Regions from separate parts of the Homo sapiens genome. Here region 1 is linked to region 2. A link is a loop called in an ENCODE intact Hi-C map of the cell type or tissue named here. Cell type or tissue: IMR-90. All regions are shown on one strand. Each heading gives the region's core, and the rest is flanking DNA. Links, peaks and the distances in the headings are about the cores only. Region 1 overlaps DNM3 (dynamin 3). Region 2 overlaps DNM3 (dynamin 3).

Region 1 (16,918 bases), core at 3,001-11,000, 50 kb after region 2:
TTGCTCTATTTTATGGACTGAGACATAAAGCGATAGAGACATGCCCATGGAGCTGGAATAAGACTTATTCTATTTCATCTCCATAAGGTGACCCCTTAACCCCCTGCAATCTAGCTTCTGTCTTTACCATTGTATTGACAATGAAATCCTAAAGATCACTGATGATCAACTAATAATCAAACCCAGTGACTTACTCTTTCTTCCTTTCATTGATATCTCTGTAACATCAGCTTGAAGTTGAAGTAAACCAGGGTCCATTCTCTGTCTCTCTTTCTCTCTCTGTTTTGCTCTCTTGCTGTATCTCTTGCACACCCTTTCTCTCTGTCTCTCTCCCTCTCTTCATCATCACGGCATGCACTATCTTACTACCTTGCTTCTTTTAACTGCTTCATCTATGTTCATTCCTATCCCTTCCTTACTTGTGGATTCTCTGACTTACACATCAACCTCCTACTCCCCTCTCCAGTCATCTTCACTTCATATATGTAAAAAATTTACTACTGTACTCTCAGAATTATACAGACTCAAGTACATAATAAATACTCAATAAATATTTTTAAATAAATGAATAAATTACTCTCAATGGAAAAATCAATCTCTGGACACTTTCTTAAGATTTAAGTTTATTTTTTAACACCAGTGTGTTGGATGGATTGGAATTGGATTTTTTTCTTCTTCTTATTACAGCCATATGCCACATAACCACATTTTAGTTGAGAAGAGACCACACCTTCAATGACAGTGGTCTCATAAGATTATATGACAGTATTATTACTGTAGCTTTTCCTCTGTTTAGATATGTTTAGATACACTAATACTTAGCACAGTGTTACAATTGCCTACAGTATCCAGTACAGAAACAGGCTTTACAGGTTTGTAATCTAGGAACAAAACAAACAGCCTAGGCATGTAGTGGGCTAGACCATCTAGCTTTGTGTAAGAACACTCTATGATGTTTGGACAACAAAGAAAGCGCCTGATAACACAACTTTTAGAATATAATTATATCGTTAAGCAATGTATGACTGTATATTCATTGGGCACATTAAGGGAAAAAAACCCTATAAAATATAGTATTTACCACAGGATAATACTGAGGATGTGCATGACCTTTAGGAAGATCCAATGGAGACATTTCTCTCAGATTGTGTTTGTCTTATGGATACCAAAACCACATCACTGTTAGCATTTCCCCTGGGTTGGCTATAAGTCCACTCAGAGCCAAAGTGCTTTATAACACACAGTTAGGTATCTTTTAACATTACTTCCCTTACTCCTATTGTCTCATCCCTAACTCTTACTCTCATCCCGTAATTTTGTCTCTTAGTTATCTTACATTTCTAAGCCCCCACAAGGCAGGTAATGAAGTCCTTTATCCTAAACTTCTTTCTCAACATTTTCAATTATCCAACTTGGTTTTAGAAAGTACAGTAGCGCCCCCACTTCCCCTTATGTGTAGGGGATACATTCCAAGATCCACAGTGGATGTCCAAAACCTTGAATTGTAACAAACCCTAAATATACCATGTCTTTTTTCCCATACATACATAGCTATGATAAAGTCGAATTTATAAATTAGGCACTGTAAGAGATTGATAACAATAATTAATAATAAAATAGAACAATAATAACAATATACTATAATACAAGTTACGTGAATGTGGTGTCTCTCTCTCTCTCTCTCTATTCTTGTACAACACTCACCTATTTTCGGACCACAGTTGACCACAGGTAACTGAAACTGCAAAAGCAAAACCATGGATAAGAGAGGACTACTGCAAAAGAAACTTTGAAAAACTGGCTCTTACTGGAAAAAAATACATTTTCAGAATTATATCATTGTTCTCTCAAACTCAAAACACACCATCGCCAATTCCTCAGTTTCCCTTTGCGTTAAGCACCTTCAGTCACCAAGTCCTACTGAGTTTCTTTGTAGTTTGATCTATGTTCTTTCCTTTCCCTTCCTATATTCATAGCCCTAGAGCAGGCTTTCGTTACAATATCTAATATTATTATCTAAATTTACTACATCTATTTTTCCTCCCTCCAACCTCTTTTCTATAATATATCCAAATAGATCAATCTTGCTATTATTTTGAGTTGGTCACTTCACAGATTAAAAACTTTCTGGGGTTCCCCACTGAGAAGGCAATGAGTCTAGCATTCAAAACTGTACACAATCCCTCTCAACCTACCTTTTCACTCTGTACTAATTAGTTATCTTTTGCTGCATAACAAATTGCCCCCAAACTAAGATGTTTAAAACAGTAAACATTGATTATCTTACATTTCTGTGGGTCAGGAATCTGTAACTGGCTTAGCTAGGTGATTCTAGCTCAGGGACTCCCAGAGATTGCAGTCAAGCTCCTGACTGGAACTGTAATCATCTGAAGATCTGACCAGGGAAACATCCAAGCTCACTAACCTGGCTATTTACAGGCCCTAATTCCTGCCATATTCTGTTGGTCACGGCACTAGTTTCCTATTGCTGCAGTAACAAATTAACACAAACTTGGTGGCTTAATGCAATGCAAATTTATCACCTTACAGTTCTGGAGATCATAAGTCTAAAATGGGTCAGCAGAGCTGCATTCCTATGACCAGCTCTAGGGGAAAATGTTTCCTTCCTTTTCTGGCTTCTAGAAGCTACCTACATTCCTTAGTTCATAGCTTCTTTACTTTCAAAGCCAGAAAAATTGTATCTTCTCTCCTCTCTGACTTCTGCTTCCACCCTATATCTTCTCTTCAACTCTGAATCTACTGCCTCCCCCTTAAACAGACCCTATGATTACACTGGGTTTACCTAGATAATCCAAAATAATCTCTCCATCTCAAAATCCTTAACTTATTCACAAATCACGTGTGCAAAGTCACTTCTGCCATATAAGATAACATATTTACAGGTTCTACGGATTCAAATATGGACACCCTTGGGAGGGTTGGAGGGATTACTTAGCCTACCACAGTTACACAGACCAATCCTGAAACAACATGAGAGGGGATTATAAAGAATGTGTATAGAGACCACTGGAGCATGTCTACCACAAAATCTACCTTCTAACTTTTCCCACTCTTGAGCAAACTTTCATCCTTTTAGCTGGACCTGTCCAATTTCTACCTATCATTAAAATATATCAAATATGTGATAAAGCAAGTATAGTAAAATGTCAACAGTGTGGTAGAGAGCATACTAATATTCAATGTAAAATTCTTTCAACATTTGATCGTGTGAAATTTGTTATAATAAAATGTTTACCAAAAGTGCACCTTAGCTCCCATCTCCTTCACAAAATTTTATTTCTTGCTATTAGTTCTTGGAGGAATCTCCTTCCTCCAGTTTCTTATTTGTACTTATTATCTATACCACTTACTTAGCTTCAAAGAATATGGGATTTCTAACATCACTGAAATTAAATATATGAATGGATACTTCCATTTCTTACTGTCAGGTCTTTAAGAAATTAGGATCATACCTTACATTTTCTCTATTTTTCCCATGGCACAATCTACAACTATAGTAAGTATTCAATGATAACTAATGGATAAATCAATATTAACAGGTTTTGAGGCACTGAAATATATGATTTCCCTGCTATATCAGTTTACTTGTAATCACTTGTAAAAATTAAAGAAGAAAACAAAGGTTTATACATAATTAGTAAAAGAAGATTATTGTTTGCAAATAAAGATATTACTGATTCAGAGCCAGTGTGTGTGCTTTTCATTATTTTTCCAAAAGTAGGAATACATTTCTGCTGATCCAGTCATACTCATCTCCTTGTCTCCCGTGTGAACAACAGCAGTATTTTGTAAGGTGCCTGGCTAAAGTCAGGAGAGGGTATATGGCCATTAGATTGGTAAACTGTTGTTAGAAATAAAATTCCCTGGTACTTGTTTTGTTAGAATGCTGTATGCTTCAATGAACTAAATTTACTCCATATGAAATAAGATAATAATTTTTAAAAATCAGTATATCCACAACTTGATGCTGATCCCACTATTCGACTTTCTGTTCTTGAAAGATATAAAGCCACTTAGATAAATTATGGAAACTTTCTGAACCATTTTGTGATATCTTATTCAGAAAATATTTGTTAATATTCATAATGAATTCCTATTGTAGTTTCCCTCAATGTTAGAGAGTAAACCTGAAACAGCAATATCCTTCACCCATTTGTGAAAATATAAAACACAAAATGATCTACTTGCAGTCTACATACCATTCATAGGATAGTCTGCCAATCTTCCCTCAGTAGACATCATTACTAACACATATGTTGCATGCTTTTTCTGATATAAGGTAAATTAACAAGTGATATTAAAGAGTAAGAAGAGAAAACATCAAGCACAACACCAACTCTAACACTGAGACATTTGTTAAAAAATGTCAGCCAAGGAAGATAAATCAACAACGTGTAACTTGTCAGTCCCTTCTAAACCAAACAGCAAAAATCAAGAGTGGGTATCCAAGTCTCAGATGTAGCCAAGGAAAAAAGTGTTTTTTGGTCTGAAATCTTCCTCCATCATTTATGGACAAATTTATTTCAAAACAGAGCATATTCACGATGGATCCACAGTTCAGCAGGACAGGTCTCAAAACCTTGGATTTAAAATTTAAACTTAGGTTCCATTAATTTATATTTCCTTCCTAAGCTGATGGACTCAAGCCCAGGAAAAAAAGGAGAAAAAAAAATCATTCTATACTCAACCATCAAATTTGTTTCAGGTTCGGCTACTGTACTTTTAAGAAATATTTTCTAATATTCTAAAGCATAGTCTTCATTTTGCAGAGTGTATATTTTATAAAGAATAACATAATTTATATTTCTAGTCAATGAAATCAACAGAGCTAGTTTTTCTTATTAACATACTATTATGACATACTATTATTAACATACTATTTTCTTATTAACATACTACTATGGTATCACCAGTAACTCATCATAATTTCAAGTTTGGCATTCCAGAGTTATGGATTTCTAGTTTGGTATTCCTCTTAGGTATTTGGCTTTTAAATACTATTGTCCTGGCTTGGTCCTGGCCATATATGATCCAGAAGACTTAAGCTGCAGAGATCTCCAGTTAGGGATGAATATGCTTTATGTTCACCGCAAAATATAAAATTATAGGCCAAGCAAAATTAATGAATATTAAATCCTTGAAAGGCAAACATTAATGCTAAGAATTATCTCAACTATTAACCCTAAACTTCAATACTTTTAATGAGAAGTAAATCTAACCATAATTTTCTTTCCTTTTTAAATTTACCCTGAAATCATTCCTTGAAATTAGACTTCTCCCTGATTCATTTGGGGACTTCAAGCTCTCTTTTGAGCCTATAATCCCAGTGCTTTGGGAGGTTATAGTGGGAGGATTGCTTGATGTCAGGAGTTTGAGACCAGCTTAGGCAACACAGCAACATAGCAAGACCTTGTTTAAAAAAAAAAAAAAAGCTCTCTTTTGAGACTAAGTTTTGTATTTTCAATTGGATGTCTTCACCTGAATGACTTATATGTGTGTAAATCTCAGTATATCCAAAACTGAAATAATTATTACATTTAACATCCCCACCCCCTGCATCTTCTTCTAGATTCCCTATGTAGTTATTGACACTGCCACTCTGCTCACTTGCTTTAACAAAAACTTTGGCGTCATCCCTGACTCTTCTCTCTCTCAACTCCCTTAGCAACTGCTCATCAATTCTATTACTTTAACATCCCTCTTCCATCCCTGGCTCTCCATCTTCACCGTCAGTGCCTTAGTTCTAGCATCCATCATCTTTCACACATTGCAGTCACTTCTGAAATGTTTTCCCTTTCTCCAAGTTTTCCTCCTTCCAATCCATCCTTCACACCTCTACCAGAATAATCTCTCTAAAATACAAGCCTCATAAAATTGTTTCCTTGCTCAAACCCCTTCCAGAGCTATTCACCACCTGTAATGGTAGCTTACTATCTTTTTATGTGCATAGCACAAATGATAGATAGAATTACTAAAAGAGGTTAAAAGGCCAACAATGGTTAAAAATGCCAAGTTTGGAAAAACTGGAAATGAGTGTATACTCTTCCTTCAGTAGCTCTTCAGCACTGCATCACCGTTTGTTTAAGAAGAAATGTTTTCCCAACCACACATGCTGTCCTGCCTACTCGGGATGGGAAGTGCTTCAATAACTCACTAAATTCCGCAGTTTTTCTTTGGTGGTTGGCTTGGCATTACATCACATCTTGTGTCTTATCTTTATCTCTGATTTACATAGAACTGTACCCTTCTCTATTGGTCACATGACCCACCAACTCAGCATAAGGCTGATATCAATACAGTAGTAAGTATAGTAGTCCCCTTATTCATGGTTTTGCTTTCCCCAAGTTTTACTCTTTTGTGGTCAGCTGTGGTCCAAAAATATTAAATGAAAAATTTCAAAAATAAACAATTCATAAGTTATAAACTGTGCACCAATCTGAGTAGCATGATGAAATCTCCCATCATCCCACCTGGGATATGAATCATCCCTCTGTCCGACGTATCCATGCTGTCTTTGCTAACCACCTGTTAGTTATTTAGTAGCTGTCTCGGTTATCAGATGGAAAAAAAGCATAGTATGCATAGGATTCAGTACTATCTGTGGTTTTAGGCATCTATGCGGAGTCTTGGAATGTAGTCCCTGTGAATTAGGGGGGACTACTGTATTTGCAGATGTAACAAAAATGAATAAGTGAAGGCCTGGAGACACACCTATGAAGAACTTGGGCTTCCTCACTAGGCAGCAGCACCCAAGTTGTTAACTACTTACTGAGAAGATGGAGTTTCAGTTCTTTAGGGGGCTCTCTACCCTTTCCCTGTTACATCCCAGAGGGTTGTTTCCCATCATTCTTCTCACAGCACCCTGTTTACTCCATCAATAAATATTTATCAATTCAATAAGCAGCAAGCACCTCTTACTCAACAGGCACCAGGTGCTGTTCTCCAGTCCCATTCTTTGATGCTCCCAAACCTCCATACTGGAGATTTCTTGTGTCTGGAATATAATCCCCCATCCCCTTTTCTCAGCTTCCCTCTGCAATGAAGAGAATAAAGACTCAATAACTACTATTTACAGAAATTTTTTTGACACTGTCCTATTTACTTCTATCTATCTTGTGAGTACAGAAATTAGCACTACTGAAGATAACCACACGGTAAGTATTGGTTAAGTCAATTTTACAATCATTGTGAGAGATTGTCTTCAGCCTAACCCTTCTGTCTAAGGTTGATATCAACACATTTTCCAAAGCATGATTGTATCTCTTCACTCTACACCAAGGAGAAGCTGGCACTGAGGTCTTTCTGCACAGCAGTTGTAGACAGTATACAGCTACTCTACCTAACTGTTTTAAATGGAAAATGACAAGTAAATAACAAGTTTGGATAAAATGCACAGCTAACCTATTTTCTGTAGTAAATAGGTAGGTGCAGTCATACCTCTCCGAAATGTAACTTTTTACTCAGAGGAACTCATTCTTATATTCAACTCACATACTTTCTTCTGCCTTCTAATGCAAAAACTATTCATATACTTTTATCATACAGCATTCAATTCCATTTAAAAATATATATAATGAATTATTCAATAACATGATCATAATAACTAGAAAGAAAGCATTTTTATTGTTACATGTCCCCAAAAGTCAAAATAGTTGAACTTGAATAAAGAAGGTAATATAGAGTAAGTATAGGGAGGAAGAATCAAGATCAGTAGTTAATTCATACCAGCTACAAACCCTCTTCTGTTTGGAATTATGTGCTATTCCTCACATCTTCCTTTGGACTTATTAGAGCAATTGGAGGTATGTCCTTTGAGGCACAAAACTAATCAATCTCTATTTCTCAGAAGTTATGTTGAAAAGGAGCAAACAAACAAGACCAGCATACAGAAGAGATCATGAATTAAAGAATGGGCAGAAGTTAAAAACTCCAGGCTCATGAAAAATAACGTCACTATTTCTAACAGTATAGAAATATCACCTCAGCCAGATCTTTTTTCCCCTCTATTTTTTAGTTTAGTATAAAATGAAGACAGAGTTGGCATGACCCCTAGAAACTCAGAAATGCAATTTTTCTTCTCCATGATTTAGTTATAAAAAGGTGCAATGCACCAGTCAGTCTTCTTCAAACATGGACTGTGCAAGAATTTATGATGGGATTTGTGGGCAGACTAGAGAAGGTGAGATGTAGAGAATGCCTACTGAAATGCTCCCTGGCTCCTTCAGTCAGAAAAACAAAGCAAACAAAAAAACAGCATTGTGATATGCCATTCATAAATTCTAAACAGATTACCCTAAAATGACTGTCATTAACAAACAATTGTAATACTGACAACAGCAATTAACACTGAAGTTCTTACTATATTTCATTTCCCCATACTAGGAGCCTTACACACATTAACTCATTTAATCCTATTTTCATTCACATTCACATTTTATAGATATGAAACTGAAGAGACCCAGAGATTAAGAACCCAAGTTTCACAGCTAGTAAGTGGTGACCTGACTCCAGAGTGGGCCCCGTGCATCTTTACCCTCCTGCTTTGTTGTTAAATGCTTAAGTCTAGCACATCTGTGTTCACATAGCAGCTTCTCCATTTATTAGCCATGAGACATGAGGCAAGATATCTGACATCCCAAGCCTGTTTCCTTATCTACTAAATGGGAATATTAATGGCACCTCCACTTGATATTGAGAGGACTTAAAAATAAGTATTTAACATATATTAAAGTTCAATGTATATGAATTTAAAACATAAATAGAACAAAACAAAAAACTCTCTAGCTTATCTTCATGTGATATTCTTCTACTGCCTAATCCTTCCCTGCTGAAAACATTGATCTAGAAGCTAGTGCTTTGTAGTGCATAGATCTCTAGCTCCTTCCAAATCTGCTTCCTAAACATACTTAGAAAAAAATGCAACTAAGTTTATAAACAGAGCTTCAAGGGATTTCTTTGCACACTGTAAAACCCAACATTATGCTGTTAAGTTTTGCCCTTGGTTCCTTGATGTTAAAACTGAAAATCAAAATTCTTCAAAAGAAGAAAAAAGAAACAAAATTATGGATAGTTCATTTAAATATCACAACAAACCATTTTTTAGTTATTAGAAACTGATGTTCACATCAAATAACAGCTTAGCCTGACATCACTCAGCCAGTAAATGGAATAATATTAACCTATGTTCATGCCTACAAACATGCTTTCTAGTAAGTCAATCTTGTTCATGAAGTTTTCTTTTAAGTCACCCTAGATCTTTCTGGTTATTATTAATTCTAGTAATATTAATTTCTAGAATTAAATATTCTAGTTAATATAAGCCAAACTCAAAGGCTTATATTAACTACAATATTTTTAAGGGCAATTTGATCAAGGCTCAGTGGCATTAGTGGCCATGGCCTTAGAAGCCAAAAAGTCAGGCTCAACCATTTGAAAACCAAACACCCTTAGGCAAAATGTTGTTTTCCCTAAGACTAAATGCCCAATGATAGGATGAAAAGATTATGGGATTCTTCATGATTTCATGAAAATAACAGAATGAATCATTTTCTTCTGAGAAGCAGCAGTCACAGAGATGTAGCTAAAAAGACAGGACTTGGGGTAATTAGGAGCCCAAGTGGCAAATAAAGGAGTATTTGACCCATTCAAGCTCTGAGAGTACCCAAACTCAGCTCATTCAGGTTGATGGAGAATTGGTAGAGAGGCTTCTTCTTAAAAGTATCTGCAATGGAGGAATATCCCCTCAATATGGAATTTCATTCCAAACAAATTGCAGAAATAGGGAAGGATTCTGTCTTATAAAAAAAATTGCATGGTGATGATAACTGAGCAAGATATACTATGGTGAGCGCTCAAAAGAAAAAAGCTAATGTATATATCCAAAGACTACTACTATTTTCACCATCCCTGACTTATAATTATTTGCACCTTTGAAAATTCAAATGCAAAAGGACCATGTTCGTCTTAAAATGTATGCCAAGTTTCACCTCTTACAACATAGTAGAAACCCCTTCTTGATAATCTTTTACCAAGAAACCCCTTGATAATCTTCGGGTTTTGCAACTTGGCAATTTGGTGCAGCTTGATAATCTATGCCTAATTTTAAAATGTCTGAAAGTTCTCATCAGAGCAGGACTCTATAGGCAATAAGACCGTGTGAGGGGCCTGTCTCATGTGGAGTTGGCTGGGGACACCTTGCAAACCTAATGTCTGCATTTGGGCTTCCTGTATAGAGGTCTGCTGTGCATTTAATATTTCCAGTGAGGCAAAGAAAGCTAGAACAGGAAGAGAATACTTTCAACTAAGTCATGTCTCTCAGGATCCCATATACTTCAATTGCTTAGTGGAGACAAGCCAGAGCATTTGGTTGCTCATGAGCAATTCTAATCACTCCAAGCACCCTGTGGTAATCTGGACACATACTTGGAGCTTTTCCAGAGAGCTGTTCTCAATCAGGCAATTGTCTCGATAATAGAACAATTGCATACTCAGCCCTATTTAAAGCATTCACCCTGCTATGACCACTAAACCTTTTGTTAAAATATACAGGATTCTCCTTTATTCTCTGTGTTAACACATACAAGGAGAAATGATAGCCCATAGTGAGGAAATGGCAGGTGTGCTTTCTTGCTTTCCCAGTGTAGTTAATATTTTAAGAAAAGACAAAAAAAAAAGGGAGACCATATTTAATGATTAGTAATCTAAAGTAACTCATTAATCAAGTATTTACCTAACATCCTAGCACTGAAAGCTATTGCACAGTGAATTATGATATAGGTAGTTAAAGCCATAAGGAAATGTTTGTTTTATTCTGAAATAGGGCAAAGTTGTGCTAATGTTGAGGAAAATAGCATAACATCCATGAATGCTAAAGAGTATAATTACTCCCGGAGATGGTATGTTCATGTTTTCCCTTTGTAGTCTTTTATCTGAAGAACCCAAAACCTCAAAGCGTCAGGAATTAATCTCCACTTTGCAGGAAATTGCACTTAAAAAAAATCTTACTGTGGTAATATGAGTTATCAAGACACAGTTTAACAACTCGAAGTCTCTCTACTTCAAGTTCCTAATGTGATATTTTGGAGCAACATGAACTAAATAATTGTGACTGCATTTAAATTTTCAGTACACTGATTTTGATAATTCTATGAAGGCAAATTATGTACCTGTTTGTCCCAAGTAAATAAGTGAGGGCATCAATTATATGGAAAAAAAATGAGATTTCCTTTGTTAGTAAGAATCAGCAATTTTCAGTTAAGAATGCAATGCTTTAATCAAAACCACAATGAGATACCATCTCATACCAGTTAGAATGGTGATCATTAAAAAGTCAGGAAACAACAGGTGCTGGAGAGCATGTGGAGAAACAGGAACACTTTTACACTGTTGGTGGGACTGTAAACTAGTTCAACCATGGTGGAAGACAGTGTGGTGACTCCTCAAGGATCTAGAACTAGAAATACCATTTGACCCAGCCATCCCATTCCTGGGTATATACCCAGAGGATTATAAATCATGCTGCTATCAAGACACATGCACACGTATGTTTATGGTGGCACTATTCACAATAGCAAAGACTTGGAACCAACCCAAATGTCCAACAATGATAGACTGGATTAAGAAAATGTGGCACATATACACCATGGAATACTATGCAGCCATAAAAAAGGATGAGTGCATGTCCTTTGTAGGGACATGGATGAAGGTGGAAACCATCATTCTCAGCAAACTATCGCAAGGACAGAAAACCAAACACTGCATGTTCTCACTCACAGGTGGGAACTGAACAATGAGAACACTTGGACACAGGGTGAGGAACATCACACACCAGGGCCTGACATGGGGTGGGGAGATGGGGGAGGGATAGCATTAGGAGATATACCTAATGTAAATGACGAGTTAATGGGTGCAGCACACCAACATGGCACATGTATACATATGTAACAAACCTGCATGTTGTGCACATGTATCCTAGAACTTAAAGTATTAAAAAAAAAAAAGAATGCAATGCTTTGCCATTTATATAGATCTGAGAATGAACTTCTGGATGACATAAATCTTTGTTGCTCCTTTTTAGTCTCAAGCTCCCACTTTTGGCATTTTAGGATTTTAGAGCAAAAAGGCAGGAAGAGTAGTAGAAAATTAAAATGAGTAAGTTCTATTTTTTAGCAGCTTTGATAAAAAAATGAGATTAAAATGACTAGCAAAAAAATATGTTGGGTAGGATGGGGAAATGTAATTATTCATATAATTAATTCTGCAAACACTTTTTATTGTATACTATGTTCTAGGCACCTTGCTTGCGCTAGATACTTAGAATTCAAAAACAGATTAAAACCCACGTTGGATTACTTGTCTTCAGGGGATCCAGGTCTAATCCTAACTTGATACCTATAGCTAGAGATAATCAAATTGGCAGTGCACATTTGTTCCTGGAATTCAAAAAACTTGTATATATCTGTAGTACCTATATATGATGTGATCACTATGATGGCAAATGTATTCATATTACAGCATATATAAAACTTATGTCGTGAGGTACTTTAGTGATGATGATTAAAAATATACATTAATTGGAAGAGGAGAAAGAAAAGAAATCACAAGAATGTATTTTGTTTGAAAGCTAATCACCTATTTAATTGAGGGTATCAGCTATAATTATTCCACTAACCAACCACAACTTTCAGCTGCAGTTTCTCATTCAGCACACATATATTGAGCATTTCTACATTTTTATTCTGAGTTCAGGGGATATAATGAAAAAAGACCAAGTGTCTCTTCTTAAGGTGCTTGCATCCTGGAGGAAACAGACACATACTCCACAAACCATATGGTGCAATACCCCTGAGTATTAATAAGATAGTGATTAGGACAGGATGCAATGGGATCTCGGAAGAGAGACCCTCTAAGCTGGCCAGGGGGAAACAAGAAAGGCTTCCTTAAGAAATCTTTTTATTATGCTTTATATTCCAAGCACCCAGCACAGTGCCTGGCACAAAAAAGATAATTGATAAAAGTTTGTGGGATTCCTTAATTAATTAAGGTTTTAGGCAATGTGAAGAATTCAAAAAAATATATAAGGTCCTGACTTTGAATAGCTTAAAAATTCTAGTGGAGAGATGAGACATAAGCACATAACATGAATATTAAAAATAATATATTTTAAAGAAGCATTAAAGATTTCTATGCAACATTTGTCACAGAGGAATAAAGTATTACCTTGAGTTGGAGGTGATCCGGGAAGACTTCTTGAAGGAAGTAAGAATTTAAATGTTCCTTGCAGCGTTGGTTGCTGTAGATTTCATGAGGTAGAAGGGGAAATCCCTGCTGGAGGTCAGGGAGGAGCCCAGTTTGGCTAGGGATCTGGAGCAGGATAATAGTAACCTATAATGCTGGGAAGGTAGGCTGGGGCTCAATTTAAGAGACCTTTACATTCCAAGACTAACAAATTTGAACTGCAACCTATAAATTATAAGAAGTCACTAAGAGTTTTTGAGCAGTGTGGTATCATAAAAGCTGTATTTTGTGTATGCGTATAAATATTAAACATGCAGAAATATCTTTACTTCCTTAAAGTAAAATATCTTTACTCTGTTACTCTCACCTTTTTTTCCCCTGAAAGAGATTGTCATTTTGTTCTATCTTTTATTTTCCACTTTCTAAAAAAACTTTTTTGAGATAATTTTAGACTTACCAAAGCATTGGAAGAATAGTAGAGAGTTTCCATTTACACTTCACCCAGTAAAGCTGTATTTTTGAAAAAGGAATCAGGTTAAAGACCAGTTAGGTCTTTAACATGCACATACATGTAAGTGGATTTACTAAGATTGCTCCTTTAGATAGGCTGAAAATGGACAATTAATAACACTGGATCTCCAGACTACATTGTACTCTTGGTTAAAATGACCAGCTTGTGTTTGTGCCAAGTACTCAGCCTCAGGACAAAAAGGGTTACATGTGCCATTAGTATAAACAGGAGGCATGCTTGCTTTGGGCTTTGAAACAAATGACTAGAAGAACTGCAGTGTAGCCCAGCCACTTTTGACCACCCTAGGGTTACCATGTCTGATGCCCTTAGGAAAAAGGGTCCTTTAAAACCACTCCCACTACCTTCCTCATACACTGCCTCTGTCCTCCAGGAGCAGGAGTGGCTATGGTTTGGTAGATTGGGCCACCCTTGCTAAAGGGATTAACAGGAAAAGATCAGCACACACAGGCATAGCTGTCCCTCTGGTTTACACCGTCATGTGCTTGGCATCTTTAGGGTCAAGGCTGATGTCCTTTTATGTGTGGTTAGAATATGATAAGACGCAAAAACTTGGGTATGAACATTGGGATAGTAAAGGCCTCCTTTGATTTGAAGCTACCTATGCCTCACCACCTCAGGAGAAGTGGTTGCTCCAGATACATGGTCTGGCCTGGCTGGCCAGAGTTTTTTGCACTAAGATTTGGGGACAAATCCCCAGAAAATAACAAGGTGTTATTTTGCTTTTCTTTGCCATTATTGCATCCTCAGCAACCATAGGGGAAGTGATTGCTGTAGTCTCAGAGGACTTGGGTATTTCTGATCCTCTGGCTGTAATACTAAGTAATAGCACCCTAACCTGAACACAGACCTTAACACTGCCTGTCACCTTAGATTGTGTCATATTATTTTGGTTCATAGTAAGGCCTCAAAAAAAAAAAAAAAGAAAAGAAAAGAAAATAGAGAGAGAAAAGGAAAAAGACAAATAAAACACGAATTCTCTCCCCTTTTCCTTTATTACTTTAAGTAGGAAGCTACTGTTGTTTTCAACTGTACTTTCTTATTTGAAAAAGCTCAGTTAGTGGTTAGTTCATTATAAAGTCTCAACCCCACATTCATTGCAGCATTATCCACAATAGCCAAGATGTGGAAACAACTTAACAGATGAATGGATAAAAAAAAATGTGAGATGTGTGTGTGTGTGTGTGTGTGTGTGTGTGTATATATATGTATGCATGTGTATATATGCACATGCATATATACATATATACACATGTGCATATATACATATATACACATACATATACACATATGAAATACATACATATGAAATAATGAAATATTCAGCTTTAAAAATGAAAGAAATCTTGCCATTTGTGACCATGCGGATGAACCTAGAGGGCATCATGCTAAGTGAAATAAACCAGACACAGAAAGACAAATAGTGCATGATCTCACTTACAAGGAATCTAAAATAGTTGAACTCATAGAAAAAGAGAGTAGAAAATGTTGTTGCCAGAGGCCTGGGGGTGGTGGAGGAAATGGGGAAGTGTTGCTCAAAGGGTACAAACTTTCAGTAATACAACAAACTAAGTTCCGGAAACCTACTGTACAGCATGGTGACTATAGTTAAGAATATTGGCCAGGCACAGTGGCTCACGCCTGTAATCCTAGCACTTTGGGAGGCCAAGGGGGGCAGATCACGAGGTCAAGAGATTGAGACCATCCTGGCTAACATGGCGAAACCTCGTATCTACCAAAAATACAAAAAATTAACTGGGCATGGTGGCATGCACCTGTAGTCCCAGCTACTCAGGAGGCTAAGGCAGAAAAATGGCTTGAACCCAGGAGATGGAGGTTGCAGTGAGCCAAGATCACACCACTGCACTCCAGCCTGGGTGACGGAGTGACTCCGTCTCAAAAAAAAAAAAAAACAAAAAAAGAATATTGCACTGTAAACTTGAAATTTGCTAAGAGACTAGATCTCAATCTCAAGTGTTCCCACTGCACACACACACAAAAATAGTAATGATGTGAGGTGATGTACATGTTAATTAACTTGACTGTGGTCATCATTTCATAACATATATCAAAACATCACATTGTACACCTTAAATAGATATAATTTTTATTTGTCAAGTATACTTCAGTAAAGCTGTAAGAAAAATAAGTCTCAAGGATGCCTGCTTTCATGAATAGGCAGAATTCTACCAAAAACTGGCTTATGTAAGTGTCTTGAAAAGAATATATGCTTCTGTATTAAAGGAATATTTAAAAGATTTCACAAGTATTCATTCACAAAATATCTTTTGCATATATTATTCAAGTCACCTTATGCAAAGCCCTGAAAACAAAGAAAAGAGTAATACTCTCACATAATGATCTCAGTATAGATTAAAATAGATTGAAGTAAATTATTCTGGGAAATCTGATATTTTTTAATTCAAAAGAAAAATTTTTAAGAGATTTTATTTATAAAACAAAGCCAAAGTTTTGTTTTAAAATTTTAAAATATTATAATGTAACACTTTAAAATTAGCAATATATTCATATAGCTCAAAATTCAAAAAGTATAAAAAGGCATGCAAGGAAAAATTATCTTTCTTACCCCTTAGTGGAATACGTTTAAAGCAGGAGAAATACATAAGAAAGCTGTCAGCCATCTCTCTTTCTTTCTATTTTTTTTCTGCTTTCCATGTTTGTGTTTTTGAGTAATTGTCACCATGACAACATCATATATTAAGTAAACTACTTGACATTAATCAGGAGGTCAGAATTTACTGCCAAATGTTTGGAAAGCAGCCCTTATGTGTATGATTTGACCCAAAATGTTGTTTTTTTGAACTTATAAATCATGCATTCTCTAAGGAAAATCTCAAAGCTGATAATCAAGCAAAAGCAACAGATACGTCAATATATTATACTAAGTTTAAATTATCTCATTAGAAAAAACTGTATAAATAATCAAAAGCAGAGGTTAGGCAAGAAATTACACATTGTTTCTCAATGACAATAATAGCACATATTCCTATGTTTCCTACTATTATAAAAATATTTACTAACATAAGTCCATGTCTAATATATATTTGTTGAATGAATGCTTTAAAGTATGCAAATAACAAATTTAACCAAATGTCAGACAAAGCTCTTTTA
Region 2 (16,918 bases), core at 5,932-13,931:
TGCCATGGTTTTCAGCTCCATCAAGTCTTTTAAGGACTTCTCTGCATTGGTTATTCTAGTTATCCATTTGCCTAATCTTTTTTAAGGTTTTTAATTTCTTTGCCATGGGTTCGAACTTCCTCCTTTAGCTCGCAGAAGTTTGATCATCTGAAGCCTTCTTCTCCCAACTTGTCAAAGTCATTCTCCATCCAGCTTTGTTCCATTGCTGGTGAGGAGCTGTGTTCCTTTGGAGGAGGAGAGGTGCTCTGATTTTTAGAATTTGCAGTTTTTCTGCTCTGTTTTTTCCCCATCTTTATGGTTTTATCTACCTTTGGTCTTTGATGATGGTGATGTACAGATGGGTTTTTGGTGTGGATGTCCTTTCTGTTTGTTAGTTTTCCTTCTAAGAGTCAGGACCCTCAGCTGAAGGTCTGTTGGAGTTTGCTGGAGGTCCACTCCAGACCCTGTTTGCCTGGGTATCAGCAGCAGAGGCTGCAGAACAGCAAATGTTGCTGCCTGATCGTTCCTCTGGAAGTTTTGTCTCAGAGGGGTACCAGGCCGTGTGAGGTGTCAGTCTGCCCCTACTGGGGGTGCCTCCCAGTTAGGCAGATTGCCTCCTCAAGTGGGTCCCTGACCGCCAAGTAGCCTAACTGGGAGGCACCCCCCAGTAGGGTAGTTGGATATCCAAGTTTGGAGTTCAGAGTTGGAGACATAACTATGGTAGTCACATAAATATGGCATATTGATGGTATTTAAATGAGATGAACTCATCTAGGAGCTGAACTCCTAGATGAGTTCAGCTAGAGAGGATGTATGAGGACAGAAAAGAGGAGAAGATCTATGTCATTTCAACATTTAGAGGTAAGAGAGAGGAAGGGCAAACTAGTCAAAGGGGACTAAGTAAGTAGAATGGGAAAAACCAGGAAAATGTAATGTTATGGAAGCCAAGAGGAGAATGTGTTCTAAGATGGAGGGAGAAGTTAGTTACATTTATTTCTAAGAAATGCAGCAGGATATGGCTAGAAAAGTAACCACTAGAACCACAATTTTGGTAGAGTGCTGGAAACAGAAGTGTGCTCGCAATGGGCTGAAGAGGGTCAAAGAGAATGAGTAAACAGAGGAAGTACTATACACCCATGAAACATTTAACATTCAAGCTGTAATAAAAAAAGAAACGGTAAGTAAGAAAATAACATTCATTTGAAGGAACATTCTAATTTTGTTAAAACACTGTTACTATATTTATTTTTTCTCATTTTCAAATAGCATGTGTCCTATATTGGGCATGAAGTAGTTAAACAAAGGATTCTTTCCTGAAATCAATAGAGCACCAAGTGTTCAGCAAAACAATCAATCCCCTACAAAAATATGCAAACTTTTACAAAACATACATATTGTAAGGAGGTAGGGAGAGTCCATAGCTTTAGTCAAATTCTCAAAATCAATTGAATAATTTAATTTATTAAATGCTGAGATGAGGAAGACAGAGTTATGATTTAGTGAAATTTCATGGGTGTGTTATCACATCCACAATTTTGTTCAATTGAAAAAACCCAGTTTTATAGTTTGTATCCTAATGAAGAGCTTTGTCCCCATGAAATAATAAATCTCGCTCATTCTCACATGGGGCAGAGCCAAGATACACAGAATTCTCAGAATATAGGCCAAACAAACAAACAAAAAACCATGACAACATGGCAAAGCCATCATCAGAGTTATAGGTTAAGCAGGAAGTAATAGTTTTGACTCCCCTAGTGAAAGAATTAAAAAATAAAACCCTTCAGTAACACTAGAGAGGGAGCTTTGAATAAAAGCAAGAGCAAAGGATAAGAGTTGTCTGTGCAGAGAAATAATGAACTTCTATGTCAATACACTGTCCTAGCAAAGACCAGCAGAAGAAGAGAACAGGGTGGCATACACAAAGAAGAATCAGCACAATTTGGACAGTGACAGAAGGAGCATTCTCCTCACCAGTTTCTCAGTGAGGAGAAGCTAGAAATTCTAGGACCCCAAGAAGCACACATGTATGTATGTGTGTGTGTGTGTGGCGTGCGTGTATGTTTTGTAGTATAATCTATGTTATTATAATATACATACATATCTATGTAATGAAAAGGATGTAGTTATTATTCCATGCCACGGACTCAATCATTCTCACAAAATATTAATCACTTGGGTTTTTAAATTCAAAAAGTTATTGCTAGAGTTAAACCTATGGATAGGATAGATCTAATGATTATTAAAGACAACATTTTCATATGTAGAGTGGGAAAAAGAGTTCACATCACATCCTGTAGAAACTGCTTTAGCTGGGCATGTGTCTGTCTGAGTGTGCTGTTCATTACAAATAAATGCTACTTAATTAGACACTTATATACATTCACCAGTTATTTAATTGCCATTTGATTGTGAGTTCTTACTGACTTTCTCAGATTGTTTTATAACATATATTTCAATTATTTGTTTTATACCTGTTTTTCCTATTACACAATAAGTCACTCCAGAGTAGAGAAATGTTTCTAGTTCTAGAATTCTGAACATACTAAGTCTCAATAATTGTTGGTTGGTTGAATGTGAATTAAGCATAATGGTTGGTTGACTGAATTTAGAGTGTTTATGAAGCCCAGTGAGTTCAAATACTCATTGATTTCCCAGATGTGTTTCTTCATTAAGTAAGACCAGAAAAATAATGAAAGCCTAACTCGTTGGATACTTTACAGCAAAATCTTGGCCAAACTAGCTTTTCATGGAAATAGCATATAGATAAGATGTTATTTAGAAATGACAGGATTCTGAGGTACAGCTTGCATTGAGCCACTTGGAAAAAGTGTGTTTCATAGTAGAAAGTGGCAAAAGAAGAGGTCTTTGGTGACAATGATTGATAAAAATTTTAAAAAATTTATTTTCACACTTTAGACTCAACTTGTGGGACTGCACTCCAAATCAACCATTAAATGAACGTAGGGTATCTACTAAAAAACATCTGGTCATAAACCTACCAGAAAATGTGCAGTCTTATATGAATACATTTATAAAATTATTCTGAGGGATATATAACAAAGCTGAAATAGAGAAACAGATCTTGGATAGAAATCTCAATATTTAAAGTTCTAAATTCTCCTTAAATTATACAGTGATATAATAAAATCTTAGGCAAAAAAACTTTGGAACAATTTTATGAGAGGTAACTTGACAAAATGATTGTAAATTTCATTTGAAGAACAGGCAGTTGCAAATAGCCAGGAAAATTCTAAACAATAACCAAAGAAAACAAAAGTAATCAGAGGGAAAATGCCCTTCAAATATTAAGATTTAAATTTAATATAAAAATTAGACAACAGAAGCCTGTGGTAAAAGTCCACTGGCAGGTCAGGTGAATAGAAGAGAGCGAAGAAAGAGTGAAACCGACCTGAGAAGTTAGTTTATGATAAAGGCGGCATTACAAACCAGACTTCTGAACAAATAATTTTAGGACAACTGGCTTCTCATCTACCCTTCCCCACAAAATAGAAATTTTAGATAGGTCAAATCTCAAAGCCCCAGAGTACAAAATAGATGACAATTTGGGAAGATTGAAGTTAAAAGAAAAAAAAAAGACATTTGGCATAAAACCTGAAACTATAAAAGACTCATAGCAATGACACACTTCTTCATGGCAAAATAATGAACAAAATTGAAAAACAGATGATAAATTGAGAAAAGTATTGGCAATATATATGAATAAAAGTTAATAGCCATAATACTCAGAGAGCCATTAAAAATCTGTTTAAAAAAATAAACACCCTAATAGAAAAGTGTCAAGGAGAGTATTAGTAGTTCTCAGATAATGAAAGACAAATGCTAAATAAAACATGTTACTAAACTTCAGTAATAACCAAAGAAATGCACATTAAAATTACACATGTGTGTGAACTTGTATATTAGACTAATAATATCCACTATGACCAGATGTGAGGAAATGGATATTTTTATACACCATTGGCTGGAATATTAACTGGCACAGCCTTTTGGAGGAGGGGTGGATGTGAAAACATCAAAATTCAAAATATATCTATCTTCATTTCTCAAAAGAAGATATACAAATGGCCAAAAAACATGAAAAAATGTTCAACATCACTAATCATCAAGGAAGTGCAAATTAAAACCACAATGAGATACCACCTTACCCCAGCCAGAATGGCCATTATTAAAAAGTCAAAAGACAATTGATGTTGGCATGGATGTGGTAAAAAGGAAACACTTATACACTGCTGGTTGGAATGTAAATTAGTACAGCCTCTATGGAAAACAGTATGGAGATCTCTCAAACAAAAGTATATCTACCATTCAATCCAGCAATTCCACTACTGGGTGTCTACATCTACCCAAAGGAGAAGTTACTGTATCAAAAAGACACTTGCATGTGTATGTTTATCATAGCATAATTCACAACCGCAAAGATATAGAACCAGCCTAAGTGGCCATCATCTGACGAGTGGATAAAGAAAATGTGATATATATATATATATATATATATATATATATATCACAAAATACTATCCAGCCATTAAAAAAAAAGAATGAAATGTTATTTGCAGCAACTTGGATGTAACTGGGGGGTGATTATTCTAAGTGAACTAACTCAGGAATGAAAAACCAAGTGCTGCATATTCTCACTTGTAAGTGAGAGCTAAGTTATGAGTATGCAAGGACATACAAAGTGGTATAATGGACATTGGAGACTCAGAGAGGGGGAGAGTGGGAGGGGAGTGAGGAATGAAAAACTACGTACTGGTACAGTGTATACTACATGGGAGATGGGTGCATTAAAATCCCCAACTTCACACTATACAATCCATGTGACCAAAAAACACTTGTACCTCCCCCCAGAGCTATTGAAATAAAAAAATTAAAAAATTTAAATGAAACAAAATGTGTCTTTATTTTGACCCAGTAAATCCATTTTTAATTTTTAGTAATATACCCTAAAGAAATGCTTTCACAAATGGACATATATGAAATATGACTTGCATCATTATCGCTGAAAAACTGAAAATAAATGCCCATCAAATGGGGACTAGCTAAAAAATTATGACACATATTAATAATAGTTAACATTGGTTGAGTGCTTATTGTACTAAGCATTTCCAATATATTTAGTCATTTAATTCTTCCAATAATGTTATGAAGTAGGTATTTATCATCGAAGTTTAAAAATGTAGAGAGTAGGGCACAGAGCGACTTACACTTAAGGTCATATGCCTGGTGGCAGGGAGCAGGCTCCAGGGTCCATGCTCTTAGCCACCACATTTTGCTTCCTTTCATCTGTGCATGAAATACTCTGCAGTCCAAAAAAGAAAAGAGCTAGTACAATATGTCCTGATGTGGAAATTTGGTCAGAATCCATTATTTGGTTTAAAAATAAGTTATAGTTAAGTATGTACTCTGTAATCTACTATCTTTTTTAAAAGTATCTATGTTTACAGTTTTATATTGAACTAAAGGTCTGAAGTCTATACCAGGTTTCTTTTGGAGACTGGCATAACAGCTAGGGGGTTGGAGGAGACTTTGATACTTGTCTGTGTTCTGTCTTGTTTTGTTTAAAGGTTTTGTTTACAATAAATATTAGAGATATTTTAATTTAAAATGAAGATATCTGTTGACCCAGCATTTTCTTTTCTATGAATTTATCCTGAGGTGATTATTGGATGCAATTATATGTGCATAGTGATGTTTATTACAGCATTAAAAAATAGTTACAAACTAGAAACTAAACTTATAGGATGCTGGTTAAATAAATTACAATAAATTCATACAAAAGTACACTGTGTAACTATAAAAGAGAGTAATAAATCTATATTTGGTGGAAAGAGCACCAAGAGTTTTCTTGACTGAAAGAATCAAATTGTAGAATGGCACAAATAGCATAATTCTATTTATGTATATAATATAATTCATATATATATCATATATATAATTCATGCATTTTCATTGAAAGACAGATGTTTAAAAGAGGTTTTCTCTGAATGGTGAGATAAGATGTTGGAATTTTTTATATTTATTTTTTGGGACAGGGTCTTTCTCTGTCACCAGGCTGAAGTGCAGTGGACAATCACACCTCACTGTAAACTCCATCTCCTGGGCTCAAGATGTTACCATGGTCAACATGTTACCAACTTGTTAATGCATTTTTATAGGGAAATATGGTAGTATCTTAAGAGATAGAGTTATGGCAAAAAAAAAATGGTCATTTGGTAATAGTTACTAAAGAGTTGAGAATAGAAGCTATCAAAATATTGATAGAAGTTCAGAAGGCCTTTTGGATCATATGTGCTGACACTGGGAAAAAGTAAAGACTAAATTGAGGTCATTAGAAGGAGGGACGGTCGGGTACGGTGGCTCATGCCTGTAATCCCAGCACTTTGGGAGGCCGAGGCAGGTGGATCATGAGGTCAAGAGATCGAGACCATCCTGGCCAACATGGTTAAACCCCGTCTCTACTAAAAATACAAAAATTAGCTGGGCGTGGTGGTGCGCCTGTAATCCCAGCTACTCGGGAGGCTGAGAAGGGAGAATCACTTGAATCTGGGAGACAGAAGTTGCAGTGAGCCAAGATAGTGCCACTGCACTCCAGCCTGGCGACACAGCAAGACTATCTCAAAAAAAAAAAAAAAAAAAAAAAAAGAGGAAGAAGAAACAGGAGGGACATGCCACCAAAGAAAATAGCAAAGAGGAATTGGAGGAGAATACTGCATTGCATGGCAGGAAACCTGAGTCCTAGTCCTGACTCTACCACTGGGCACATCATGTCGCTTCTCTGAACCTGTTTCCACTTGTAAGAAATGAGAGGGAAGACCAGATCCTTGGTTTTCAAACTGAGATCACCAGCCTTCTAGAGATTCTCTTGTTATGCTTCAGGGGCCACCATGGAAGCTAGAGAGCCCCAAGGCAAGAGGGCTGGATCCTGGGCTCGCACCCTGCTTTAACCAAGACAGCTCTGGTTTTATTTATTTTATACAATGGGATTTCATGGAAGATTTTGATTGAATAAAGTGTTCTAATGTTTAAAAACAGAAAAGGAGAGAAAAGTTTGAAAACCACAAACTATGCTGATGTCTGAGGTTCCTCCTAGCTTTAAATTCTTGTTTTGAAATTAATCTATGCCTCAAAATGTATGTAAGTAAGCAGTGAAAATGCAGTTTGCCCTGGAGAGAATTTCCAAGTCACTGAACATCAATCATGAGGTCTCGGTTGCTAACATGTGGCAAGTTGATTTTTTTTTGCTTCCCTCGGGTCAATTTACCATCCACCTCATCTTCATCAAAACATTAATTTCAGCTTAATCCTCTTTCTTCCTCTCTGGTGGTAAAAGGACCTGGATCACTTTGAAATAAAACAAATAGAGTACAGCTATGTTTTCATATGTGGGGTGGTTTCCATTTGATTTCCACAATACTAAAATGAATTCAGTAATTTAGCCTTTTCCTGAAACTCAAAGTCTAAAAACCTATTCAAATAAAATTAAAATGTACTAAAATTCATTAAGTGCATTGAGGATTCACTATATGAAAGGGGCAGTGCAAGGTGTGTCTGCTGATATAAATGTGATAAGACACTGCTCACAAGAAAGTTAAGTCTGTGTTGTGAGTTCTAATGGCAGAATAGCCTATCAGGCTGAATAGAGGTCAGGAAAAGCCACAGGAGTCTTGCATGTTGGGTAGGATTGGGGTAGGCATAGGTATAGGGAGAAGGTATTACTGGTCAAGAGAACACTAAACTAAGAAGTTTGGATTAAATTCAGTAAGCAGCAAAGCAGTTGGGAGACATGTACGCTTTATGGAGATTAAGCTGGTATAAAAATATAGTGTAGATAGAAGATGGCAGAGACTAAGGTAACTGGAGTGTTGGCTACTCCAATGGCCCAGACAAAGTGACACAATGGGACCGTGGCAGTGGGAATATCAAGGAAGTGATTGATGAGAGCTACACTTAGAGAAGACTTACAGAATGGCCAGAAGTAGACAGAACAAGTACGAAGCTCTTACAATAATCAAGGAAGAAGACAGTGGTTTCTTGGACTAAGGTGGTTGGAGAATAGAAGAGTATATGTATTTAAAAACTATTTAGTAGGTAAAACAGAGATTGAATGATGGATTGGACATAGAGGTGCTATTCACTGAAATAGGGAACAATAGATAAAGGCAAGTCATGGGTTCAGTGGGAGCCATGAGATTCAGTTTAGATGTTTTGATGCTGAGGAATCTGAGACATCCAAGAGGAGATGGAGTAATGGAGACAAAAGTACCCTCTATTTGAGATAGTTTTGAGGATATGATGCTCTCAGAGAAAAGTTATATTTCAACGAATGTAAAAAACTATAAAGACTAATGGTCAAAAATTTATAGTGATATATGGGATTTTTTTTATGACAGAATGGATATACAATGGTGCCTGCCAATTGGTGCCTGCCGATATGCCTGGAGAGGTGGTACCATTAAATGAGATAATTTGATGAGGTTCTGTTGATAGTAAAAAAAAAAAAAAAAGAAAAGAAAAAAGAAACTGATACCAGAGACTGGAGAGGTGGGGTTAGGGGCAGGATGGGAAGAGATCAACAGATACAAAGTTACAGTTAGACAGGAGGAATAAGTTTTGGTGCTCTATTGCACAGTATGGTGACTATAGTTAACAATATTGTACTGTATACTTAAAAATAGTTAGAGGATTTTGAATGTACCCACTATAAAGAAATGATAAATGTTTGAGGTGATGGATATACTAATTACCCCGATTTGAACATTATGCAATGTATACGTGTATGGAAACATCACATTACACCCCATAGTATATACAACTACTATGTGTAAAAAACAAAATAACACTTAAAAAATTTAAAAAGAAACTGATAATAGAGAAGGACAAGAATCATACATACATCTTTTTCTAGATTTTGTTTGTGTACAAGTTTTCGGTGAATGAGCAAGTTATATCTCTTCTGAGATCTTTGACTAGTGGAATTTTCCCTTCATCATATGTTTGAATGTTTAGAACTCTGTTAATGTTCTATTTAGTTCAAGTGGTTGTATGTTGGTTCTTTGGCGCCATTGTCAATAATAAAATTCAACAAAACAAACCCCTAAATATGGCTTTGTTTTTCTCTTTTTAAACATATCCAATTCTCAGCCCAAACCAGGATCCAATTTTTTCTTCTTATGTGGGAGACAAGTGTAAGTGACTGACCACCATTGAAATGACTTTACTAAGTAGACCCCTGTCCTCTTGCTAACCTTTCTCTTTATTCAGCCTCGGAAAATCCAGATGTTTCTTGTTCTCTATAATCACCTTCCTTGATGCAAACCTTGGCCTCTTCACCAACTTCTTGGTATATTCCCTTTCCTTTCCAGGGGCAAAGCCCCAGGGGATCTGTGTTTTTAACCAGTGTTCCAAGTAATTTTTGATATTAGGCAACTTTGAGAAAATCTGTTCAGAATTTCTTCAGGGACCACCTTGAGGAGGCAGGAGAAAAGCAAGAGCTTGGATCATATATCCATCGTGTACATTCTTTATGATGTGAATACCATAGTTTAGGTAGTGATTCTAGCTAAAGCAAGTGGCCATGTTTCTTTCACCTGTTTCACTTAGACCAAGTCTGCACTTAACTCTTCACATGTGGCTTCTACATGAGTTTTCGTCAGAAACAAAGATCCTGTTGCTCAAGATGTTTGAAAATCAGAATTGTGAATCCATTACTATCTCTGACTTTCCTAGTCTCCTTATCTATTCCCATTGAAATAATATACTCGCAATGAGTCTAGAATTCCTCAGCTACTTGATGATTAAGACTTGAACTCTGTTACTGAGGGCTTACTATGTGATAAACTCTATTCTATGCATTGAACAAACCCTACAAAGTCTTTGTCTTTATCTTAATTTCAAACGGGGGATTTAAATAATAAAATAAATAGGTAACTTTTTAGAATATTAGAAAGTATTTAGTGTTATTGGGAAAAATAAATCACAGAAAGAGGAATGGGGAGTCCCAGAATTGGAGAGAGAAAGAGAGATAGCAAGAGAGACAGTGTGGTGTGTGCATGCACATAATTTTAAATAGGAAAGAAGGAAGTCCTCACGAGATGACCACACAGTGAAGCCCTAAAGGAGGCAAGGGAATAAGCAATGTGGATATCTGGAAGAAATGCATTCCCAGGCATAGGAAATCACAGCAGATGTTTACTTAGTATTAGTAGAATGAATGGATAAAAATGTAGGAATTCCTTTACCAAGATAGTTTTCTGCTCTTGGAACCATCTCTCCCATCTCTTCCCTGTGGATTGTTAAAGTGAACGGCATTTGCTTGCATTAAGATCACCACCTAGACTATGGTATTCAAATAATTAAAACATATATATTACAGACATGATCTAAGCTCTTCTTCACAGTTGAAGAAACTGAGAGCCAAAGAGGGCATATGATTTGTCTGAAGTCATAGGGCTAATGAGGGATAGGGTAGAACTAGAGCTCAGGTTTTCTAAATGCCAGCCTCAAGTTGTTTTTGGTTGAGAAGATCTTTTATATATAGACCAGAAATCTAATTGAGTACTTTTCTTATGTAAATGTTTTCTTAGTGAATGTATACTTTTATAATAATAATGTGACCAAGTTTCTTAATAATACATTCTTTTTCTTTGAATACTGCGTCTGAGTTCCCATACCTCCATATGTCCCTATAAGGAGAAAAAATGAAGAAGGAAAAGGGGAGAAGGGAAGAGGGATTGATGAAGGAGAAAATTGAATGAAAAGTAACATGATGTGATACAAGCAACTCTCACGTAATCCCAAATCTTCCTAAACCTTAGTTCTTTCTAATGTTATAAGAATATTTCAACTTCTTAACAATTCTGAAATGGAACAATACATGTATTTTTAAATGAAAACTTTAATGTGCCTATTCTTTATGGCACGCTTTTATTAACAAATAAAGAAGTACTCATCATCGTTATCAATTAATGGAATCTCAACGGGTCAGATTGTGATAGCTTGGTGTTTACTGCTTTAACATGATATCCCCTAAAACTTCAAATCCAAATTCCACCTGGTCATTCTGTCTAGTTCTACTTAAACACACTGCTTTCCCTTCCCATCTTATTTGGTAATGCGATCTCCATTTCCTCTACCATTTAATCTTCCCTGAGAATCACTGCTGTTTCTGACATCTGTTCCTTTCCCATCCGCCTCTGTGAACTGAGATAAAGAGAAAATTTTCAAGAAATATAAAGCTCATCTGTCAACTTACTTCCCCTACCACCTGTCAGAGGCCTCACTGCCTCCCCCATGTGCACTCTTAACTCTACATGCACTTGAAGCATTGATTCTTGAGCTCTCTTTTTTGAGTTTTCCCCCATTCTCCATATTTTTAATATTAACTCTTTGTATATTGTATTTATTCACAATGTATCTGATCACTCCCCATTATAGCCAATTTGTATACAGCTCCTCTGTCATAATTTCTGTTATATCAGAAGGCTGGTATTTCAAGAAACTCCTATCTAGCCCTGAAACTCAAAGGCTCAACTTTAGGGTTTAACCTACAATCTGAGTGTTTGAAGAGATACCACAGCTGCTACAGCTGCCAAAATGGGTATGGAAGCAAACAACCCTTTCTCTTCAATGACATCATCATATTTGTTCATGTCCTTAAAATATTTAGGCTGGATTAATGCAATGAATTCTGGGTTTGCTCTCCTCGAAGACCTCCTGTGAGATTTAGTTAGCTTGCCTACTTTAGAACCCTGGCCAGATGAGCCATGTTTCCCTTACTCTACACAGCTTACTTGCAATCTAGAAAAAGCTGACTTTAAACTGAATTTCTTTTAAAAAATTCCCTGCTCATGTGTATTTTCTCAGGGTCTTCTATTTTGAGAGTAAAATTAAGATATAAATCTCCTATGTAAAATGTACCTTTCCCACCCTCTACTGTCACCCTTCAGGAAAAACAAAACAAAATATCCAAATAGCTTCTTGTTTGCTGGGGAAGGCAGATTTAAATTAAAGGAGCTACAGCCTGGTTTTCTCTAGCTACAAGGAGGGCATGGAAGAGTGCTCTCCATCAAGAACTTTTCTACATCTTCACCTTGTGTCTGTCTCCCTCTGACGCCTCTCAGATTGAGTCTTTTGCGTTCTAAAAAGGTCCAGCACCTCTGTGAAGGCTCCCTTGACTGACTTTCCTCTTCCCTCTCCTACAGTTCACCAGGCCCATTACCCTCATACACACCTAGATGTACACTCTCTTAGCTGGAAAATAGTAGTCACTGTCTTCTCTGTATATAATGCTATAAAAATGATCACTTTACTGTTTCATATCAAGCCTCATTGTTTACAAGTCTATTTTACATATTAGAACTCTTGAGAGCGTCTTCTTTTTTTTTTTTTTTTTTTTTTTTTGAGACAGGGTATTCCTCTGTCACCCAGGCTGGAGTGCAGTGATACTGCAGTGCAGTGATGCAATCTCAGCTCACTGCAGCCTTGACCTTCGGGGTTCAAGCGATCTTCTCACATCAGCTTCCTGAACAGCTGGGACCAGGGGTGCATGCCACCATGCCCAGCTAGTTTTCTTTTATTTTTTATTTTTTGTAGAGATGAGATCTTTCTATGTTGCCCAGGCTGGTCTTGAATTCCTGGGCTCAAGCAATTCTCCTACCTCAGCCTCCCAAAGCACTGCGATTACAGGCATGAGCCATTGTGCCCAGACAAAGGTTTCAATTTTCACGCTTCCAGATACCATGCCTAACACATTACATAAACTCAAGGCAAGTTTGTTGAAATAATTAATTTAATTTTTAAAACTAAAGTATTAATAATGCATGCACATGATAACAGTTCATAGTTTTGAAGAAGGTGTGATGAGAAGCAAGTCTCCCGCTCCAACCCTCTTTACCTCTACTTCAAAGAGAAATTTCTTTTAATTTCTCTTTAGATATTCTGATCCATAACACTATATTATATGCTTATACTTTTACTTCTCAACTTAACCACTTTAGACAACAGTTACTGACTCTTCTTATTAAAGAGGAGGTTATAGCTCACTCATAATACCTCTTAAAGTTTTCCTCCCAACAGTCAATAGATATGCAAGTCCACAATTCCTTATCTGAAGTCCTTGGAGCCACATATATTTCAGAATTCAGATTTTTTTTAGAATTTATAAAGGTAATATTTTGTATATATCATATACCACAAACCCCCACGTTTCTATAGTAAAATATGCAAATACTCACTTAAGTGGGATAAATATTGTAAATAACATCATATTAGTGCAAATCAGATATGCCAACAAAAAACTTGCCAAAAGTTGTCTTCTTCACCTTGTTACAGTGAAACCACAAATTACCTCAATTCCTCAGTCCTCCTTACCCTTACTCATTAATTTTAATGTTACCAGTGTAACAAAGAACAAAATTCTTTCACTTTAAAAAAAAAAATCTTCATGTACATAATCCAAACCCAAACCATCCAATTATTTAGTTTCTATTAATCTCACTATTTAATTCTCATTGGGCTACAGAGCTATTTTCTTATTAATTGCTTTTCTTAAGAGTCTGGCTCAACATGCCAGTGTTCTTCTTTTACTCTCTTCCTATTTGACTGTTCACTAAAGTACTCTCTGTAATGATATAACACTGAGATTATGTCTAGAGAATAGAATTAAATTCCACAAATGAAAAGGACACTTTTGAAACCCTCAAACATGTAGGAAACATTTTAAATAGCGGATAACCAGATTCTATAGACCATAATCTATTTTAGCAGGAATAAATATACTACAGAAATTTTTCCTACCTCATTATCTAAAATACGCTGAACAAATATAGAATGTTATTCACTATAAAACTAGCTTATAATAATTCAGGAAAGACACAGCTGTTAACCATTCTAGTTTAAAATATGATCATGAACATAAGAAGACAGGTAGTTTATGTATTTTTCCAAATGCACTCATTGTGATTTCCCTCCCACAACCATCCCATACATTTCTTTACAAAGTTTTGTCTATTCCTCTCAGTCTTTTTCCTGAGAGGAAGTCAACCATAGAATAAACTTTGGTTGATAGGCTGTAGTTAAAAAAGTAAGGAGAGAGTGGAGCACTGCCTGGTATATAGTAGATTGTAAGATACAGGCTAAATTTTCAGAAACAAAATTAGGAGAAGAAGAAAGAGAGTTTGAGAATAGAAACAACAAATGATCGAATAAGAGGCAGTGGGCACAAGAAAATAAAGTGTGAAGACAAAAGTCTATGAGGAAACACATCTCTAATGGAAAAGAGGCCTCCAGTCCATTTAGAGCCTTGTCCCATTGAATCTTCACTTACCGCTACACAAAAGGAGCCAGTAGGAGATTTTAAATATCTCTGAGAGTAAAGGACTGAACACAATTGGTTGGCAGGCCCCAGCCATACCAATACATGGCTTTCCACGAACCATGTTGTTTTTGGATCTCTGAAAGTAGCTTTTTAGTGCTGTTGCTCCTCAAAGGGACAGGGACCAGCAGCAAAATAAGAGTTAGTGGAAGTGCCCAAGCTCAGAAAGATTTCTCCACCTTTCCATATTTTAAGGGATAGTAGTGATGCTCTAAGAGTGAGGTGTAAGGAGGCTGAAGAAGGTGAGAGCATCTTAAATGCCACTATGTGGCTCATAGTGCTTGTGGACTATAATTATAGTGAGAACATTGTTTTATTAAGAAAGATTCCATTGATATTGTAACCAATAACTATAAATGTGTCACCCCAATTAATAAACTGAGATTCTTGCAAAGCTTTTAAATGACCTAATTTTTGAAAGATCAGAAATTTGGTTGGCTGGTAGTGAAATGAAATTTTAGTGTCATTTCCAGAATCCATTATGATAGTAAATATCTAGATACATATCCAATTACAGAGGGAAAATCTCTAGGTGGGAAAATTGGCTTATCTTGACTTTGAAATATGAACATAAACAAAGGTCACAGACATATTCAACAATTGCTTTGTGCTTTGTGTGGTTGCAGCATGTGTGTGTGTGTGTGTGTGTGCATGTGTGTGTGTGTATTCCCTCTACTCCCATTTCTTTTCTATGTTTATCCTAAAGAAACTTTAGCAATCACAGAAGTAAAAAGAACGTTACATTTGCCCAAGGAGTTAAATTCCATTTATAAGAAAGAAGCACTTACTAAAATGGATTAATCATTTTTCTCCAATTTGGCCTTGAGTGTTTCCAAGTAACCTTTTGAATTTAAGAGATCAACAAGTAGTTTTCGGCTTCAGACATAAACTGATAAATTGAAGTCTTTTATCTAGTCATGACTTTAGCATCCATCACAAATGACGAAGCCAGGTTTTTATTTCTGCTTATTTTTAAATGGGGAGGGAAAATTTTCAGGAATAAATAGATCAATACTCACTGGTTAATGGGCAGTGTAATCACTACTATGGTAGACCATGCCTCAGATAAAGTCACTAATAAGGAAGTCAAGTACTTCACATTTTACACAGACTTGTCTTTAAACATTTTTAGGGATAAACTGTATAAAATACATGTGAATCTTCCAAGGGAATTATACCTTCGATGGAGAAGCCACTCCTGAATATGATTTCCCAATAGATTATTATATTTGGATGAGATATGGAATGCTGCATCTAATTTTATAACTAAATGGTAAATTTCTTGATTCTGTTCAAGTTTTCTTATGCCTCTGATTTCCTTGACAGCAGGTTTGAAAAATATATGTCTGCAGCTTTGTTCTACCCCTGATCTGGTCCCTTACTTTTCTTTTTTTTTTTTTTAATTTTATTATTATTATACTTTAAGTTTTCTTTCTTTTTTTTTTAAAGAGAGTGTTAAGAATAAATTATAAATTGAATTATCAGATATTTTCAAGAAAATAACTCAAGGCTTTATAACTCTTTAGGATTTATAAGAGCCAAATCTGCTTAAAATTAGAATTAAGCCTCATGGCCTAAAGATTCACACAGTGGTTCAACAGCTAGGTTTCTGACGCATCAATTACCTGGCTCTGCCTTGTAAGCAGTCACAGGGACTAACTCTTAGTTAGTTCCAGTAAGAGAAGATGACTATTGAGTCCAACGAATATGTACAATTTCAAAAGAAAATTTATAGTTTTACCTTAAAAATTTGTTTTTGCTATTCCTCTCATTTTTTTATCTTCCAATTTTTGCTCTGATATCTTCCAAAGCTTTTATCTTCCAATTTTTTTCTCTGATAAAATTAACTGCCTCTGATTTCCCTGATTTTCAACCTTTGGATTGCTCCTTAATTTAAAACATACATACATAATAAAGACTGGAGCTTGAAAACTTCGCTAAGTTTATGTCATCCTCTTTGGGTTCTTATGCATTCAAAAATCATTCTATTTCCCAGCAAGCATACCTTATTTGATGCCCATAGAGATCTGTGCATGTGGACACCGGGGCATATGCACATACTACTTATAACCAAGAATTTAAGTTTGCACTCCAAAGAGAAGTTACCAAATGGCAGCATTTCTGGAGAACATTGTTATTTTATATGTTCCAGAAGCCAAGAGGATTCAAGTTGCTATTCAAAAGTGCAATAGACATGGTCTCTGCCCAATCAGCTTGGAAACAATGACTACTAAAAGAGTCTACACATATTGGCCAGGATTATTACAGTCAGAACCAATACTAAAATGTTCCACTGAAATATCCGAACACTCGTCTTTAGGTTTAAATGTGCTTACTTGATATTTGTTGAGCATCTATAATTGAAATTTCCAAATAGTTGCATATTGTTTATGAAATTGGTCTCAGTTTCCTAACAGTATTAACTTACGTTAACATATGTGAATATTTACTAGGTAAGGATCAATTACTTCGGCACTTTACACCATAGATCTGTTTTCTGCATTTTTGTCTATTTGGTCCTTTCTCTGATCAATATGCCCTCCACTG

Evidence for each region. A loop is a pair of places that touch in the nucleus more often than their neighbours do. Peaks named below come from ENCODE experiments on the same cell type or tissue, not always from the same donor. Only the 100,000 strongest peaks of a DNase experiment are listed, where the experiment ranks them.
Region 1: it touches region 2 in a loop (5-fold over the local background); 1 of 110 quality-filtered maps calls a loop at or near these places.

Annotation. Positions count from the first base shown.
Region 1 is chr1:172,162,025-172,178,942 of GRCh38, reverse strand. The region is part of intron 14 of DNM3 (dynamin 3); the gene reads right to left. Among named protein-coding and RNA genes, the nearest start is that of DNM3OS, 26 kb to the right of the region's middle. In IMR-90, for the core only: no CTCF peak of the experiment used is centred there; DNase peaks (open chromatin) are centred at 6,412 and 10,412.
Region 2 is chr1:172,214,859-172,231,776 of GRCh38, reverse strand. The region is part of intron 14 of DNM3 (dynamin 3); the gene reads right to left. Among named protein-coding and RNA genes, the nearest start is that of DNM3OS, 78 kb to the right of the region's middle. RefSeq lists a silencer at 2,622-2,822. In IMR-90, for the core only: no CTCF peak of the experiment used is centred there; no DNase peak of the experiment used is centred there.